2 separate regions of the Mus musculus genome follow, and region 1 is linked to region 2. The links are chromatin loops, found by intact Hi-C in ENCODE. Cell type or tissue: heart. All regions are shown on one strand. Each heading gives the region's core, and the rest is flanking DNA. Links, peaks and the distances in the headings are about the cores only.

What was found. Hi-C counts contacts between places; a loop is a spot of excess contacts. Peaks named below come from ENCODE experiments on the same cell type or tissue, not always from the same donor. Only the 100,000 strongest peaks of a DNase experiment are listed, where the experiment ranks them.
Region 1: a loop joins it to region 2, with 2.0 times the contacts of the local background. A loop is called at or near these places in 2 of 42 quality-filtered maps.

What each region holds. Positions count from the first base shown.
Region 1 is chr5:3,193,991-3,202,332 of GRCm38, reverse strand. No RefSeq gene overlaps it. Among named protein-coding and RNA genes, the nearest start is that of Gm36548, 72 kb to the left of the region's middle. In heart, for the core only: no CTCF peak of the experiment used is centred there; a DNase peak (open chromatin) is centred at 3,752; H3K4me3 peaks cover 662 bases; H3K27ac peaks cover 878 bases.
Region 2 is chr5:3,142,511-3,150,852 of GRCm38, reverse strand. No RefSeq gene overlaps it. Among named protein-coding and RNA genes, the nearest start is that of Gm36548, 120 kb to the left of the region's middle. In heart, for the core only: CTCF peaks have their summits at 3,866 and 4,083 (motif pointing left); no DNase peak of the experiment used is centred there.

The DNA of each region.
Region 1 (8,342 bases), core at 297-8,296, 51 kb before region 2:
GCTAAGCATGAAAGAGTTAAATGTGTAATATGGGGTTTGCATTTGTCAAGAAAGCTGTACACATCTCCTTTGGATATAAGCTCTCGGGGAGCCGGAAAGAATCCAATTGTTAAGAGCACTCAGTCTTAGGTTAAAAGTCTTTAGGAAGACCTGCATTTGGATCCCAGCACCCATGGTTGCCCTGTGGCTCACAACTGCAGATGACTCCAAATCCAGGACATTCAATGCCTCTGGCCTATTTGGTCACCTGCATGCATGCACACCACAAACATACACACACACACACACACACACACACACACAAACAGACTACCCAGCCAGTAAAATGGTTGGCACAGGAGCAGAAGGACCTGGATTCAGATCTCCATCACCCATGTAAAAACTCAGGCATGGTGGCCCATATCTACATCCTAGAGCTGGGGAGGTGAAGACAGGAGAGCCCTGGACCTCACTGGCCAGATAATTAAACTGATCTGGAGAACTCCAGGGTCATTGAGAGACTCTGTTTCCAGTAAACAACATACCCCACACCCCTCCAAAAGCCAGAAAAACAAACAAACATACAAACAAATGCAAAACAAAAACAAACACAGGCAGAGTACAATGGGGGCAAGCACTCAATGTCAACCTTTGGACTCCACACACATGATACGCATGTTAGTCACTCAGGTTATCAATATTAAGCACCCAATAAATGTCCCTTCAATTAATGAAAAAATACACACACTTCATACTTTTTGACCATATTGTCAACTTCTACAATTTTGTTTTTTCCCTGTTAATGTTGGAATTGTATTACTCCCCAATTCATTATGGAAGTTCTGATGACATCACTGTGACTGACATCCACAGTGCACTTGCTCAAGAGGCTACATTTCTGGATAACCTATTTTATGTTTCAACACTCTTCAGAGTGATTCATTATTCTATTTGTGTCTCCCATCATGGAATGGGGGCATTTAAAACCCATTTGACACTTTATAATGCATGAAATTCGAGATATGATGGTGGTATTGAAAGGCAGATGCAAGATAGAGGTTTTTAAATCAATCTATCAGACCAAAGGGGAGTGTATTCTTCAACTGATATTACCCTTAAAAGCCACAAAACGTACCAAATTTAATGATGAGAACAAATTAGCTGAACCTTCATCAGTAAAACAATGATCTGAGGATAAGAAAAATAATTGAATCCACCACAGAAGACAAGTGGACTTGGGGTGCTGAGAGGGATGATCAGAAGTTTTCCATTGAATTTTTAAGTGACTCGTGTGTGTATGTGTGTGTGTGTGTGTGTGTGTGTGTGTGTGTGTGTGTGTTTTGTATACATGTGCGGCTGGAGAGATGCCTCACAGGATAAGAGCATGTAGTGAACTTCTAGAAGATCTAAGATAAATTCCCAGAATCCATGTCACAAGGCTCATAACCACCTTTAACTGCATCTCCAGGGAATATGAAAATCTCTGACCTCTCTACATGCACCTATACTCACATGTGTACAACCACACAAAGACAAACACATGTACACTGATTAAAAAATAAATAAATTAAAAAAAAAACAGATTTGGGAGCAGCGACAGTCTTTTCCCAAGAGGGATGACTCTAACTATTGCATATTCTTTGCTGTTACAGCTTATCCATCTTGGCTCCTGTCCTTACTGTGTGGCTTCACAGTTTTAACAATGACTCCATCCAAAGGTCTCCCCTTCCTCATGTTTCTAAATTTCTCAGTGCCAGAATTATCTGCTTGTTTCTTGGTTTGGGTCTGGTGGACAGAATGATCAACATTAAGTGTATCTGTAAATCTCAACTGCCTACTCTGGGGTTCTATGCACAAGCCTGAACCCATGGCTTATGCAACCATGAACTGGATAGATTATGCATGCCCTCTATATAATACCTATGATAAAACTTAATTTAAAAATTAGGCGCTAGCAATCAGCCACAACTACTACAAATAAAATAGAACAAATGTATGAATTATTTTGGGAATTTTCCATTCAATACTTTCTGTCCACAGATTACTATGGGTAACAAAGGGCATAGAGAACAAAGACATGAACAGAGGTGACTACTTGTATAGCAAAGTCCTGTTCCACAAGCTGGGTGACTACTTAGTCTGTGAGCCAGGCTAAAGCCTAAAATGCCCTGCTCTGATTAATAAATCCCTTGGAAGTTCTGAATATGCTGTGCAGCCAGCGTGTCTGATCTGTCTGTGCTCTCTGATAGAATAATTCTTGATTCTGGCAGTCCATTGAGTTAAAGTGGGGTCAACAGCCTGTTTATAAAGAAGGACAATATTTTACATCATCAAGGCTGGGAAATAGCCACAGACATTGAGTGGTTTGCTTTCTAGTCTAGTTCCTATGAAGACAACATGTCTGCAACCCAAGGATGGCACCCTTAGTAATTTATTAAACCTATGCAAAGAAGGATGCTTTTTCCCTGTTTGCATTCTTTTGTTCAGTATTTCTGGAGCCCCAGTACAGTGAGCATGCTGGTAATCAGTTCAGGAGGCTGAGGCAGGAGGATCTTGAGTTGGAGGTAAACATGAGCTATGTAGCAAAATTGTCTCAAAACACTTAAAACCACAAAGCCATTTTAAAAAACCTTTCTAGGTCTACATGTAACATCCAAAGCCCTTTTCTAAGATAATGAACAGAGTCTCCTGCATTTTCCCTCTGTTACCCACAGGTAACACAGCTTCTCAGGGTTGCTCTCTGCAGTGTCTCATGCGATAGGGACACACTACACAAATGAAGGCTGTGTAGTGCAACATGTCAGGGCACCAAGAGAACAGAATGGTGGCCTCCTAGAATTCAGAGGTTTCTGGAAGTGATGTACCTTGTACAAGAATCCCAACTGTTCACAGAGCCTGGGTTTCATGGAATGCCTCTTTGGAATGATTTTCCCCTCAGTGGCTGCAAGAGCTGAAATCTGTTATACACCCCCGCCCCCCTCCCCCGCCCCCAAGTTTGGGTCAATTTTCACCCATCTAAGACAGGGTGGCAACTCTGGTTTGAATGCCATTTCATGCCTGATAAAATTTCACTAGGCATTTTAACTTTTAACTTCTTTTATTGACTTACTCTGCAGATGGAGAGAAATGTTTAGAAAGAGGGGAAAAAAACTTTCAACGGGGATTTAGTGAAGTCATGTTTCAGTAGAGGAAGGAAATGCCATTGACTCTATTAGAGCTGCCTAATGTTTTCCACAAACTCTAGAAATAGTGCGTTGTGTCTTGGTGACCCACAATAGCAGCTGACTGCCTGCACATGATGGAAATTCTATTTAGGTTTGCTAAAAATTAACTATTTAATCCCCTGCTGTCTGTGCCATACTGGATCTTGTGTCTGATTTAGTCTATCCCACTGTTTTCAAAGCAACCAAAAGTTATTTCCAAGTAGGTTAAGTGTTCTGAAGCTTCCCGTGGAAGTGCTGCGAGGGATGGAGAGAGGTTATGCGATCTGTGCCCTTGCGTATAAAGGGTCCTAGATGCTGGTGGGAAGGTTGCGTCAGCTTCTTCCCTGTGTTCCTTTACCTGCCTTCACAGCAACTGAACCTAGCTAGAAGACCTCTTCCTTCCTTGCTCCCGCTCGGCCATCCCTTCCCTCTGCCTGACCTTATCTGGCCTGTTGGAGTTGTGATAAGACAAAAGGGGAAGTGTTTGATTGCTGGAGCACACCCTTTGGAGTGGGGCCAGAGAAAGAGTTCGTTAAGGAAAGTGAGAGGCCTGCCTGAGTGTGAGAAAAACAGCAGTCTCAGAGGGGGGAGAATTATCATGGGGCAGAATGCAGAAGTGCCTGCGAAGGTCTGCAGGGCAGAGTTCAGAAGAGAGCTTGCCAAAGGAGCCTTCTCTGAAGATTTACTGCCGCAGCCACAGCTGACAGAGAAGAGGATCAGGAGGAAAGAAGTTCTGTCCTGACTAGCTTCACAGGAAGTCTGCAGGCTGCAGGGCTGGGAGTCTCTGACAGGCCAAGGAGCAGGAGCGCTCTCAGCCTGCAGCTTGGGGAGAGAGGACTTCCAGTTTGTTTTTAAAGAGACCCCCTTCCAAGCAGCATTTGTGATGACTCGGCACAGATGTCTCCAAGCAGAGAAACTACTCTCCAGGCAAGATGTTCCCGGTCTGTCCAGACCCATCCATCCCCACGGGCACCACGCCTCCCCCGCCCCCAACAAGCTCAGGTATATTCCTGTAGCCTTCAGGCTCTTGGTTGAGAGGACCCCGACCATCGTGGAGGTCTGATTATGTCTGTCTGTCCTTTACCTAGTATGTTGGGCCTAGTCCCTAAAGGACAAGCAGACAGATTCCCGATCTCCATCATAAGCTATAAAGCAAGGTTCTAGGGACAGTTGTGCGGACAGATGTCTCTAATGACATCTTATTTGCAGCACACAGATCTGAAGTACTTTTACCCAACTCCCCTACTCCCTGCATAAGAAAGAATATTCTCTAACTGGGTTAGACCATTGTGATAATGCATGTTATTGTAGCTGTCAAAGCCAACACTTGACTGATTCAGAAACTAATACATAGGTAATACACCTACATGAATCCCGCGTACAAACTAAGCCAATAAGTACAAGGAGAGGATCCTAACTGGCAGTCTGTAGTATCCACAGCCACCTTTTACATGAGGATGCCTTTGAGCTTTGAGATCCACCCCGACCACATCAAACTTAAGACTTTGCACATGATAGGTAAGTTCTTTAACACTGAGCTACATCTTTAACCTGAGACCATGCCACTTTTAATAGCACATGCATGTCCTTTGTGAAACGACCTTCAATTTTGGGAACTACACGTGTGCATTCCCATCTGGTGTTTTCTCCCAGTCTCAGTGGAGTAACAGTGGGTTATGGAGACCTCAAAAGACAGAAAAGAAGGAATTATATCTGTCTTGGCTTGTCGTCTTTACCTTTGGGTTCTTTCTCCTAAGGGACCCCCTGACTTCTAGATGATGCTAACTCCTTTGGGTTTGGGACTAGTTAGACCATTTGATATAGGAGACACCAGAGGTCCACCAGCGGGCAGGACCAAAGATGATCAAGGGCAGTACAAGCCATTATAGGAACTTCAAATGGCTAAAATAACCCAACAGTAAAGACCGAAGACTAAAGCGGAGTTGAGCTAGCTTGCAGACTTGAACAGAGATTCTGGGAAGTGTTATGGTATCAAATTCTAGAGCAGTGTCTATTCCTGGAATTTTTTTTTTTTTTTTTTTGATGGCAGAGGTGAAGTCTCGAGAGTTTGACTGGACTTTGTTTGTTTCTGTGGCAGTGTGATAAGAAAGTCTGAATAAATGGCTGTTTAACAAAATATAACACAATGCGCTATTAGACTGTAGCTGTTGTAGTATTTGGGTATTGACCGTTATGAGTCAATTGAATCTAAAGAAGCTTTTAGGAAAATATGCTGGGGTACACAATATCATCAAGTGAATTTACCTAAATAGTTTTTTTGTGCATTATGTGTGTGGGAAAGGAAATATGATATTTTGGAAGCTGTTTTGTTTTAATTTCCCAACAAATTAATCCTTCCTTCTAAGATTCTGATTGGAGGATACCACACAAGAGGCTTAACCAGATTACAAATATGTGTAAATCCGACCCAGGTGACCTCCCCCTAGAGGGAACTTGTAGCTCACTTCTTTAGATCTTTATCATATGTGATTTCCTCTTAAATCATTTGCCTACTTTACCTTCCTTTTCAGGAAACAAAATAAGAGCCCAAGACTCCACAAGCAAAACAAGAAATATCCCTAGTGATTCATTTTAATCTCCTAGATTACTTAGAGGAACATAATACATACTATTCATGAAGCATTTCCTCCTACTTTTTAAATAGGAAGCTACAATATTTGTGGGCAATCCTCAAGTTTCATTGTGCACCATTAACCACTGTGAGATGTGTGTTAAATGCATCCCTGGCCCAGGCCTTCTGGTATACCATTCTGGGTACTCATGCTCTAGTTGGTAGCTGTGGTTTCTCAAGGCAGCACAGTGGCCTATGTTTTACAAAGATGAAATCTCTTCCTGATGAATGTGTGATATTATTTGTTTGTTTTATTTGATTATTTCCACATAAAGATGGTGCATTTTAAAAAATCCTACATTGGAATCTCGGGAATATCATCATATAAGTAGGAGGGGGCAGCAGGGCTCACAGCCACTGTGCTTTGTGCCTTTGAGAACCTCATTGCTATTCAGCCATTCTGATGGAGGCCACCATGTCTATGGTGCCTGACCATGTCACCTAAGCATATGCGCTTTCCTGCTGGGATGGATATTCAGCTAATGACTGGTTATGATAGTGTTGGGGGCAAGAAGCCTTTTCATTCTTTTCCCTTGCTATACCAGCTATTTTACATCATAGCCCACAGGTGGTGAGTTCCCTCCTTAGGTACTTTCTAACATTGTAGACAATGTTAGGAATGATATTATGTTCGAGAAGTGACGTCCATGTTTGTAATATACTGTACTTTTTACCTAGAAACTTGTATACTATAAACTACAGATTCTTTTTTTAACCCTCTGCTTTCATCAAGCCTATGTGCTATTTTGATCCATCATTGAGTCCACTTGTGAGCAGCAGGACAAAGCTGGGTGGAGGAGTGAGTGGACTAGTTTCTAGTTATCAATGTTTCACCACTAGAAAGCCAAGCCAGAGAAACACAGCCATCATCAGGGTGTGGAGAGTCAGGGGTTGGGGAAAAAGAGGAAGGCTGGAGTGTCAGGAAGCAGTAGGCTGACAAGGAAGGAAATGAGTTAGATGCATGAGAGAGTCTAAGTCATTTCCATGACTCTATCTGGGATTCTTCAGCTTCATTTTGCTAACACAAAGCCCAAACCCCAGATAATACAAGCCTTTGTGGGTCACGTTTGGACATTCAGGGCATCTAGTTCTTTTAACTATCTAATCAAGATCTATTGCAGCATGTGGATTTTATCTTAATATTCTAAAAAGTCCTGGGGTACCTAATGGCCACTCACCTCAATATCTTTGAGCATTCTTGCTGTAGCTTCTCTGTAGCTATCATATGCCTTGAAAGCACTTAAGGGACCACATTGGCCAGGATGTGCTACCCTCATTCACCTGCTCGTACTCAAGGTGCCAGGGTAGAGAGCATCACCCAGAGCTCTGAAGGTGACAATGCTGCTGTGTCCTCTACACTGTCATTGAGAAATTCTTCTTCCTAGCCAGTGTCAGCCTTAGTCTTGGAGTGTCGAGCAGTGTCTTGTCTCCTGTCTGATAAATCTCCTCTGGAAAGGTGAGGTTTGTTTTGTTTTGTTTTGTTTTGTTTTAATCGCTGTCTGCCTTTCTTCATGTAGCTCTATTGCACTGCTAGAACCTCTCACACATACATTAATCCCTACATTATTCCTCCCTCTTTTTGAGTCTTCAGACTCAAACCTCATGCCAAACCTCTGGGAGACCAGTTCTACTGCTGGTTAGACAGGCGTAGAATGTCTCTGTCTCAAAGAGGGACAAACACCTTGTTTTGGTGTTGGTGTTTTGGTATAAGCTTTAATGGGTTTGAAGATTTATTACCTACATAGAAAGCTTGACACACTTAACACACAAGAAGAATCCATTTCCTTGCCCATGGCTTTCTCAAAAAACTGGGGAGCAGCCAATGTGAGCAGCTGAGTAACTTCAAAGTTGGTAGATATATGCATACATATAGTGTGCATAAATAATATACAATATAAGTCATTTAATATATAATAATAGATAGTTATTTATTATATATCTTATATTTATATGTATAATAGAATTCTTAGGACTATAGCATTTCCTTCACCAAGTTCAGGATTTGATTATCAGCCTCCAAAAATAAACGTGTAATCAAATCTCCTGAATTAATTCCAAAGTTACTTTCAGTTAGAAAGAGTAAATAATAAATAATGAATTACCTTTGACCTGAAATGGGCTTTCTTTACACAGTTATGAGTAAATGAGATCCCAGTATTAACTTGTTTTTTTTTCTAGTAAATACTCTTCTCTCTATCTTGGGAGAAGAAAATGCCAAAAGTATCATGTCAATCAATAGGGTTCTGCTGTCAAAAACACAGGAGAACACTGCTAAACAGGTAGAAGACTTAAAGAGGAAGCACAAAAATCCCTTAAAGAATTGCAGGAAAACACGACCAAACAGGTGATGGAATTGAATAAAACCATCCAAGACCTAAAAAGGGAAGCAGACACAATAAAGAAAAGCCAAAGTGAGGCAACGCTGGAGATAGAAAACCTAGGTCATATATTAGCTATATGACCTTGGGGGAAGTTCCTTTAAGTCTATAAGCCTTAGTTCCTGGATCTGTCAATGGAAATAAACAGAT
Region 2 (8,342 bases), core at 229-8,228:
CTGTTATGAAATTGCCTAATTATCACTACTACATTCGGAAGCAGAAGCTACTGTCAACGTTGGGAACATACTTGTGATTTAAGAAGCATGTGCATGCTGCTCAGAAGGACCTAGTGGGAAAGATGACTTTCCAGTAATCAATACTAGAAATAAGTTTTTGTTGGCCTTAAAACACAACCTATGATTATTCTTCTGCTGACTTAACATCCATAACCGTACTGGGTTTGGCAACCATTAAAACGTTATTACCTTCCTTCAGCCACTGTTCATCTGGAGACGTCCCTCCCTTCCCCCAAAACAAACAAACAAACAAACAACCCCAAAAAGCAAGTTGTTAGGCACTTTGAGGTAGGTGTCTCTTTTGAGAGGCCAAAGGATACCCAACCAATTTGGGAGGAACCCAGGACCCAGGTTCATTTCTCCCCCGACTGCAGACCACTGTATGATGCTGTTATCTCCAGAGTCTGTACTGCCTTGGCAATCGGTCTCATGACATTCTAATCTACTTCACTGAGCCAAAGCTTTTAAAAGTCGATTTAAAACTTTATTTATTCAGTTGCACATGCATGGCTTAAACACCACCAAATGCATCCTGGAGTTGGACATGAGACATGACATCCCTGAGCAGTAAATCCCTTGAATGAGTACATTTTCTTCCCCTGTGGGTGTCTTCTTCTTGGCCATTGTCTGTCTTCTTTTCATGCCTGTCAGGCGGTGGCCATGACTGTGCAGTTATAAAGGTCAGTGGCCCAGCAGAGAGGTCAGGCCCCGCAGAAGGCGTGCTGATGAAGCCTTACAATGCACACTGAATATGTTAACTCTCTACCTCACTCCCAGGGCAGGCTACAGTTGTTTCCTGTGTGGTATGGCGTTCACCCAGAACTCTAAGGTATGGACCACTCCAGCCAGGCGTCTCCTAACCACAGCCTACAGAGTAAACACCTCTAGCTCCCCATACCACTGAATTCTTCATTTGATTAGTTCAGTCCTCACCAAAATGAAAGAAAATGTTTTTCTCTCATTTTCATAAATGACATGGAAGGTTTTTAGGGATTATTTATCATGTAGACAGTAAACCACACCATCCCGGCTGGCTTAGTTGGTAAAGTACTTGTTGGGTCAGCATGAGAACTTGAGTTTGATTCCCAGAACCCATCTAAGGATGTGAGGGATGGAACAATGAGCCTGTAATCCCAGTGTTGGAAGGCAGAGACAAGCACATCCCTGTGGTTTACTTGCCAGCCAGCCTAGCCTAATCAGCTATCAAAGAACAGTAAAAGATGCCCTCTGAAGTAACAAAACAAACAAACAAACAAACAAACAAACAAACAAAGCAATGTGGCTGGCACCTGAGGAACAACACTTGAGGCAGACCTCTTGCCTCCTATGTACACATAGGCATCCTTACAAAGAAAAATACCTATGAGCCTTGGTTCCTACCTCACCCCATATCAGTATACAAAGACTAATCAGATGATTCTGGACTTCATGGTAGAGAAGAGAGAGGAGGGAGGGGCCAGCAGGCAAGGCCGGCACAATCGCAATCCTAATCTTGAAAGTACACTGTAGTCCTGGGTACAAGGAACTGCCTGGTCCAGGCCCTTACTTCAGCACCCTGCCTCCCTTAATGTTTGTTAATATTCATTTTTAAAGACAGAGTAGTAGATTCCAGAACATCCCCTGTTAACTCTTTTCAGTACTCTCTTTTCTTCAAGATTCTATCTTTGAACTTCAAGGTTGGATCTATTCATATATATGTATATATATGTATGTGTATATGTATATAAAGCATACTCATCTTTAGGACAACTGAATTAAAACTGGAAAAAAGAAAGAAAACAAACAGACTTGAACACTGAAGCAACCTCAAACATCTCTTTATTTTGATGATATATTTTTGTAAAGAAAATAAATAATCATATGATCAGGAATGTATATAACTAAAAGAAATCAAGAAAAAATGACAGTATGCATTTTAAAAGAATTATAAATTATCAGTGCTTGGAATGGGGCTAAGGAAAGTGCTGAAATATAAAAAAAAAAGGAAATAATGTAGATTGTACCATTGTAAATGTTCACAAGTAGTTAAGCTTTAAATGAACAGGATTATTATGAATGAGTGTTAAGAAGGTCAGAGCCTGGCCTTCCGGTCTTTGCCCTGTGAGTATGGAAAGAAATACGGCAACCATAGGTCACTAGTCAACGGACCCCCAAAACTTGTGAATTTGATGCAAAATGACCATCCAGACACTGTTCCACCTGGGGATCCATCCCATAAACAACCACCAAACCCACACACTATTGCAGATACCAACAAGTTTTTGCTGACAGGAGCCTGATATAGCTGTCTCCTGAGAAGCTCTGCCAGTGCCTGACAAATACAGAAGTGGATGCACACAGTCATCCACTGGACAGAGCACAGGGTCCTCAATGAAGGAGCTAGAGAAAGCACCCAAGGAGCTGAAGGGGTTTGCAGCCCGATAGGAGGAACAACAATATGAACTAACCAGTACCCCCAGGACTCTCTGGGACTAAGCCACCAATCAAAGAAAACACATGGTGGGACTTGTGTCTCTAGCTGCATAAGTAGCAGAGGATGGCCTAGTCGGCCATCAATGGGAGGAGAGGCCCTTGGTCTTGGGAAGGTTCTATGCCCCAGTATAGGGGATGCCAGGGCCAGGAGGCGGGAGTGGGTGGGTTGGGGAGCAGGGGGAGGGAGGAGGGGATAGGGAATTTTCAGAGGGGAGACTAGGAAAGGGGACAACATTTGAAATATAAATAAAGAAAATATCTAGTAAAAAAAAAAGTAGGCTTTGTTTTTCAGCTTCCTCTGCAGTTCCATGTGAAGATTGGTAAATCAGTTTTTAATTGTATTATAATAAAACATAATTTGGATGGATATCTTGAAAAAATATATGTATCAGTTTTTGAGATTATAATTATTCCATTTTCCCTTCCCTTATCCCAAACCCTGCTATGTATGCCCCTTGTTCTTTTTAGGATTAATGGATTGTTTTCCTTAGTTGGACACTCACAGGCACGTGCACACATGCACATAAGCCCAGGCATGTGCACACTCTCACATCTCTGTGCATCAGGCCTTTAATGAGAGCTTCTTTCTCTGACAGCTCTGGAACTATTGGTTTACCTGAGATTGCTTGCTCCTCTCTGACTGGGAGTCTCAGATGCACACCCCAGGATGCTAGCGTGGTACAGTCCATATCTGCAGATGGCCTTCATCCTCACTGCAAGCCTGTCCTAAAGGAAATGGGATTATGCTTCACCAGCGGGATTTGGAATAGGAGCAACTTCCTGACTGATGGTTTCCTCCCATAGAATCTTTAAAATTAGAGTCGCTTCCTATTTTTCAATCTTTCCTTCTCTCTCTCTCTCTCTCTCTCTCTCTCTCTCTCTCTCTCTCTCTCTCTCCCTCCCTCCCTCCCTGCCTCTCTCTCTCTCTTTCTTTCTTTTTCAAGACTCTCCCCATGAATGTATATGCTCGTGTTGTTAAGAGGAGACAGCTTATTACCCACTCAAATTTCAAATTAGAGACAACTTAGAATACTTCAATTCTTTTCCGTAACAATTTAGCAGACAGCAAATGTCTTGTTCTTATCTCTTTTTTTTTTTTTTTTAAAGATTTATTTATTTATTATATGTAAGTACACTGTAGCTGTCTTCAGACACTCCAGAAGAGGGCGTCAGATCTCGTTACGGATGGTTGTGAGCCACCATGTGGTTGCTGGGATTTGAACTTCGGACCTTCGGAAGAGCAGTCGGGTGCTCTTACCCACTGAGCCATCTCACCAGCCCTTGTTCTTATCTCTTAAAGGACCCAAAAGTGCTTTAGCAAACTAAAGAAATAACAAGAAATATGTTTATGGAACAATAAATTATTGTCTATAAATAATATTATTTTCTCATTAGCAGCTATTTGAGAGAAACCCTGAAGGACCCCAAACTGAATTTGAAAAGCAAGTCTTTGCAGTGCTTACTGAAGATTGACACTATGATGCTGACAAATGAAGAAAAATATCAAGTATTACTGCCATCTAGTGACCACTTTGGGTCACCGCCACCATTTGCGGCAGCCCTGAACCTCACTCAGCTCTCACCCTCAAGTTCTGTGAATGGTTAAGTTGCCCAGGAAGGGTTGAGAGTCAGTTCACTCTTCCTGCTTTAAAAGTCAATCAGAGGTTACCAACGAGAGCCAATGAGAGACTAGCAAACAGATGCTGGTGTTTAAGACCTTTCACTTTTTGTTTCCTAATTGAATTTCATCTTGGTGACAGAATGTGATCGGAGTGGTAAATCGCTTGAGAGCTTATTGAAACTTCCTTTGGAAGTAAACGTGTGGTACATTTTTGTCACAGTTCTGTGAGCACTTGATGAACATACTATCTTTCTTTTTTCTACTTGTGTGTTTGTTTAAATTTTCATCTTACACAGCAAGTTTAAGTATTAATTGGGTTGCTCCACTTTTTCATAAGCTACGTTTATTCCTGACATCATTTTCTTCTGATCCAGATGATATAGACTTGTCCTCTCTAACTTTGATTCATCTCTTCTTATTGCACCGACATTTTTGCCCCTGTATTTAAAGTGATCGCCCCTGCCTTCAGGCCTTGTTTATCCACTACCAATTTCCCTACTATCGATTGTTTCAGGAAGGAATTTGTCTGGCCTCTGTCTCTCTGTTTCTATCTAACTTGCACGTGGGTGCACACACAAGTGAAGTAGAGTCCATGTTGGGCTCCCTCCATTACTCCCAGTTTTGCTTTTGACACGGGATCTCTCTGTAGGAGCTGAAGCTTGCCATTTTGACTAGACTGGCTGGCCAGGGAGCCCTTGGCATCCACTGTGTCTCTTCCCCCTGGGAACTGGGAATCAGTCATCATCACGGATGCAATGGTAAGCCCATGCCTGCTTTAAAAACTATCCTGCATTCTCTTGTCAGAAACTATATCTCAATAGTTTTGTTGCTTCCTCTTTGGTATTTAGCAAACAGAATATTTAGCGTTGTGTTACCGTTGGGTTTGACGTTCCTGTTGTCTTATGCACCTCAGGTGGATCATTCTTAGTTCCACATAGTATTCCACTCGTGTGTGTGTGTGTGTGTGTGTGTGTGTGTGTGTGTATTTTAAAGAACTTGTTTTTATTTATGTGTCCCTGTGTGCATTTGCCACATGTGAGCACTTGTAACATGGAGTTCAGAGGAGGGTGTCAGGCTCCTCAGAGCTGGACTTAGTTGTGAGCCAGTCATGTGGGTGCTGGGAACTGAACTCAGGTCCTCTGGATGAACAGCAAACATTCTTAACTGCTGAGCCATTTCTTCAGGCAGGTCCACATATTATGACTTTTGAGTATGTGAAGTCTACTCATTCTCTTGTCAAGAGATACTTATTTCTTACTTCAAGAGAGGCTGGACACCACTCATCCATTCCTTGGTGTACTCTCATGTGAGAACTTCCCAAGAAATTTTCATTGATCTTCCCTAACATCATCTTGGATCTCACACGCACTATTGTCTCGCCAGCAAGAACACACGCGTGAGAAACCGGATCCTTCTGCAGCAACTTTATTACACCAGTTTCAACATGAAGAGGAAGACCCCAAGCACCAAAAAGGCGCTGCTTATATACACCTTAGTGTGGCGTGTCCACACCTGATTGGCTGCTCTCCCAGAGCCTCATCACCATGCCCCGGGATGGGCCGTGACTTGGCACGAAAACACTCTCACACATGCGCACATTGCTTGTTTACCAATTAGGCCACGCAGGCACAGCGGAAACCGCTTCCCACACTTGGAAGATAGGGCATGCACAAACACTGACAATTATAATATCTCAAAGTTTCAGTTTGAATTTGAAGTGGCAAGTTATGTCCCTTTTCTCTTATAAATACTATCATTTTAAGATGCAATCACTCAAATATCAAGGCAGGGTGATGAGGGCTCCCACTAACAGGAAGAAACATGAAGACACACCTTCAGGGGAGTCTGAAATATTACATTCTCCCCTTTCCCCCTTAGACTCACGTTTCTGCACTTTGATCCTAATTTTTTTTTTTAAGATTTATTTATTTATTATATGTAAGTACACTGTAGCTGTCTTCAGACACTCCAGAAGAGGGAGTCAGATCTTGTTACAGATGGTTGTGAGCCACCATGGGGTTGCTGGGATTTGAACTCCGGATCTTCGGAAGAGCAGTCGGGTGCTCTTACCCACTGAGCCATCTCACCAGCCCCTGATCCTAATTCTTTTAAGCAATAATTGTATGTGTGTTTATTTGTGTGGCAGGAGGCCATGGGCACGCCACGACAATAATTGTATGTGTGTTTATTTGTGTGGCAGGAGGCCATGGGCACGCCACGACAATAATTGTATGTGTGTTTATTTGTGTGGCAGGTGGCCATGGGCACGCCACGACACTGCGAGGAGGTCAGAGAACCTTCAGGAGCCGCTTCTCCCTTTCTAGCATGTGGATCCTAGGTGTGCAGCTCTGGTGTCAGACATGCTGACAAGCATGGTAACTTGCTGAACATCCCTCGCACCTTCTTAATGAATTATATCTTAACACTTGAAAATAGTTCCTCAGTCTCGTTATAGTTCTATAACAAAGTATAAATGAAAAAAATTAAAACCCCCTCCACTCTGCAGCAACCCAAAGTCCTGAATGTTCAAGCGTCTTAGCCTGGATTGAGTTCGGAGGATTATTGGTGCTACTATGTGTTAAATGAATTGAAAATTCTAGCTTGTTCATATAAAAGATGCACAGTCTGGGCATTTGATTTACAAGCTGTGAGCCTAGATTGGGCAGGTTTTGGAGCTTACATCCCAGTCACATGTCCCTTTTCCTTGCTGTTTCTCCTGGCCACGTGCTCATGGTCAGTCTCCTTTCATGGCAGCTCCCTCCTCCTTCAGTCTCTTGTTTTCTTTCTCTCCTGTTTTTACTTGTAGCCCTGAGCCAGGTAACTGGAAAAAACCCACCTACCTCTATCTACTGCCAATTACAGGCTTTAGCTTTTTATTGACCGATTAACTTGGGGAGAGAGGTTACATAGCATCCCTTGATGTGAGAATCTTCTCATGGGGGCCACCAGATCTTGGGGTGTAAACTTTAGCATTTGAGTACAAGTAGCACCAGACCAATCCCCTACAACTATGAAACTGAGCAAAGCCATGCGGTTATTTTCATGAACATTTATTAGATATTAAAAATTTGGAAACATGTCAGGATGAAGTATATGTGAGCGGCCATTTGGACACCCATGTGGTCAGTGCTATGAAGAGGGGAGCATGGACCCATTTCACTTCTGCTGCTCCTAGGAACTCCTGTTTGCAAGACTGGTGGGTGGAAAGCACCAGTCTCACTATGTTTTGTCAATGATTTGAGCTCATGATAAGGAACACTGTTAAAATGTAATGTGTCATGTGACTTGAAGTGCTCTGGAGAAAGCACCCATCGGTCTCTGGGACCAATCATTGTGCAGATGCTGCAGCTTGTACTAGAGATTGACCCACTGCAAGAACAATTTAATGTCATAAAATTTCCCCCAATGATTAATATGATTAGGATTATTTTCCATTTTACTATCAGCAAATATTTAGATGGTTTCTGGGGAAATTATATGAAATTATATTTCATATAATTCCTGAGACAAAGAGCAAATGGAGAATTGCACCTGCTGTGCTTTGACTAGCGGGAAGACACACAGCGAGAGCGCACAGGGAGCCTCAGAGCAGCTTTGCCAGTGGCAACTTTGGATAGAGTGCCGCTGTTTCACATCTTAGAGACGTTACCACAAAGGCACAGCGTTAACTAACCCACGTGACAACCTGAATTTTCAACTCACAAAGTCTTTGTTAGCTAAATGAAAAAGTCTTGGAAAAAAGCATGTGTATGTCTAAAACTCGAGTAAACACATCAACATCTATTTCCAGGTGTGTTGTAAACAGCAGTGAAAGCATCAACAGATTCTAGAAACGGGCAGGAAAAGGCTGTGCGAGAAGGGTCACGTGACAGCTCTACCATTACAGCCATAATACAATAAATAAAAGGAAAGCAGAGTGGTCACAGTCTTTACTTATTCTGAAACAACAAAATGTAAAATGTGCTTTGTGTGAAATAGGAGTAAGAGAAGATGGGATTTCATTGGACAGAAAGGTGTGAAAAGCTGGAGAGATGGCTTCGTAAGTAGTTTGTGTAGCTCTTGCAGAGAACCTGGGCTAGGTTTCCAGCACACACTGGGTGGCCCACAACTACCTCTAGCTTCCTGATTCAGATGTCTCTGGCCTCCACAGATATCTGCACTTGTGAGCTCTTCCTCCTATCCCCCAAAT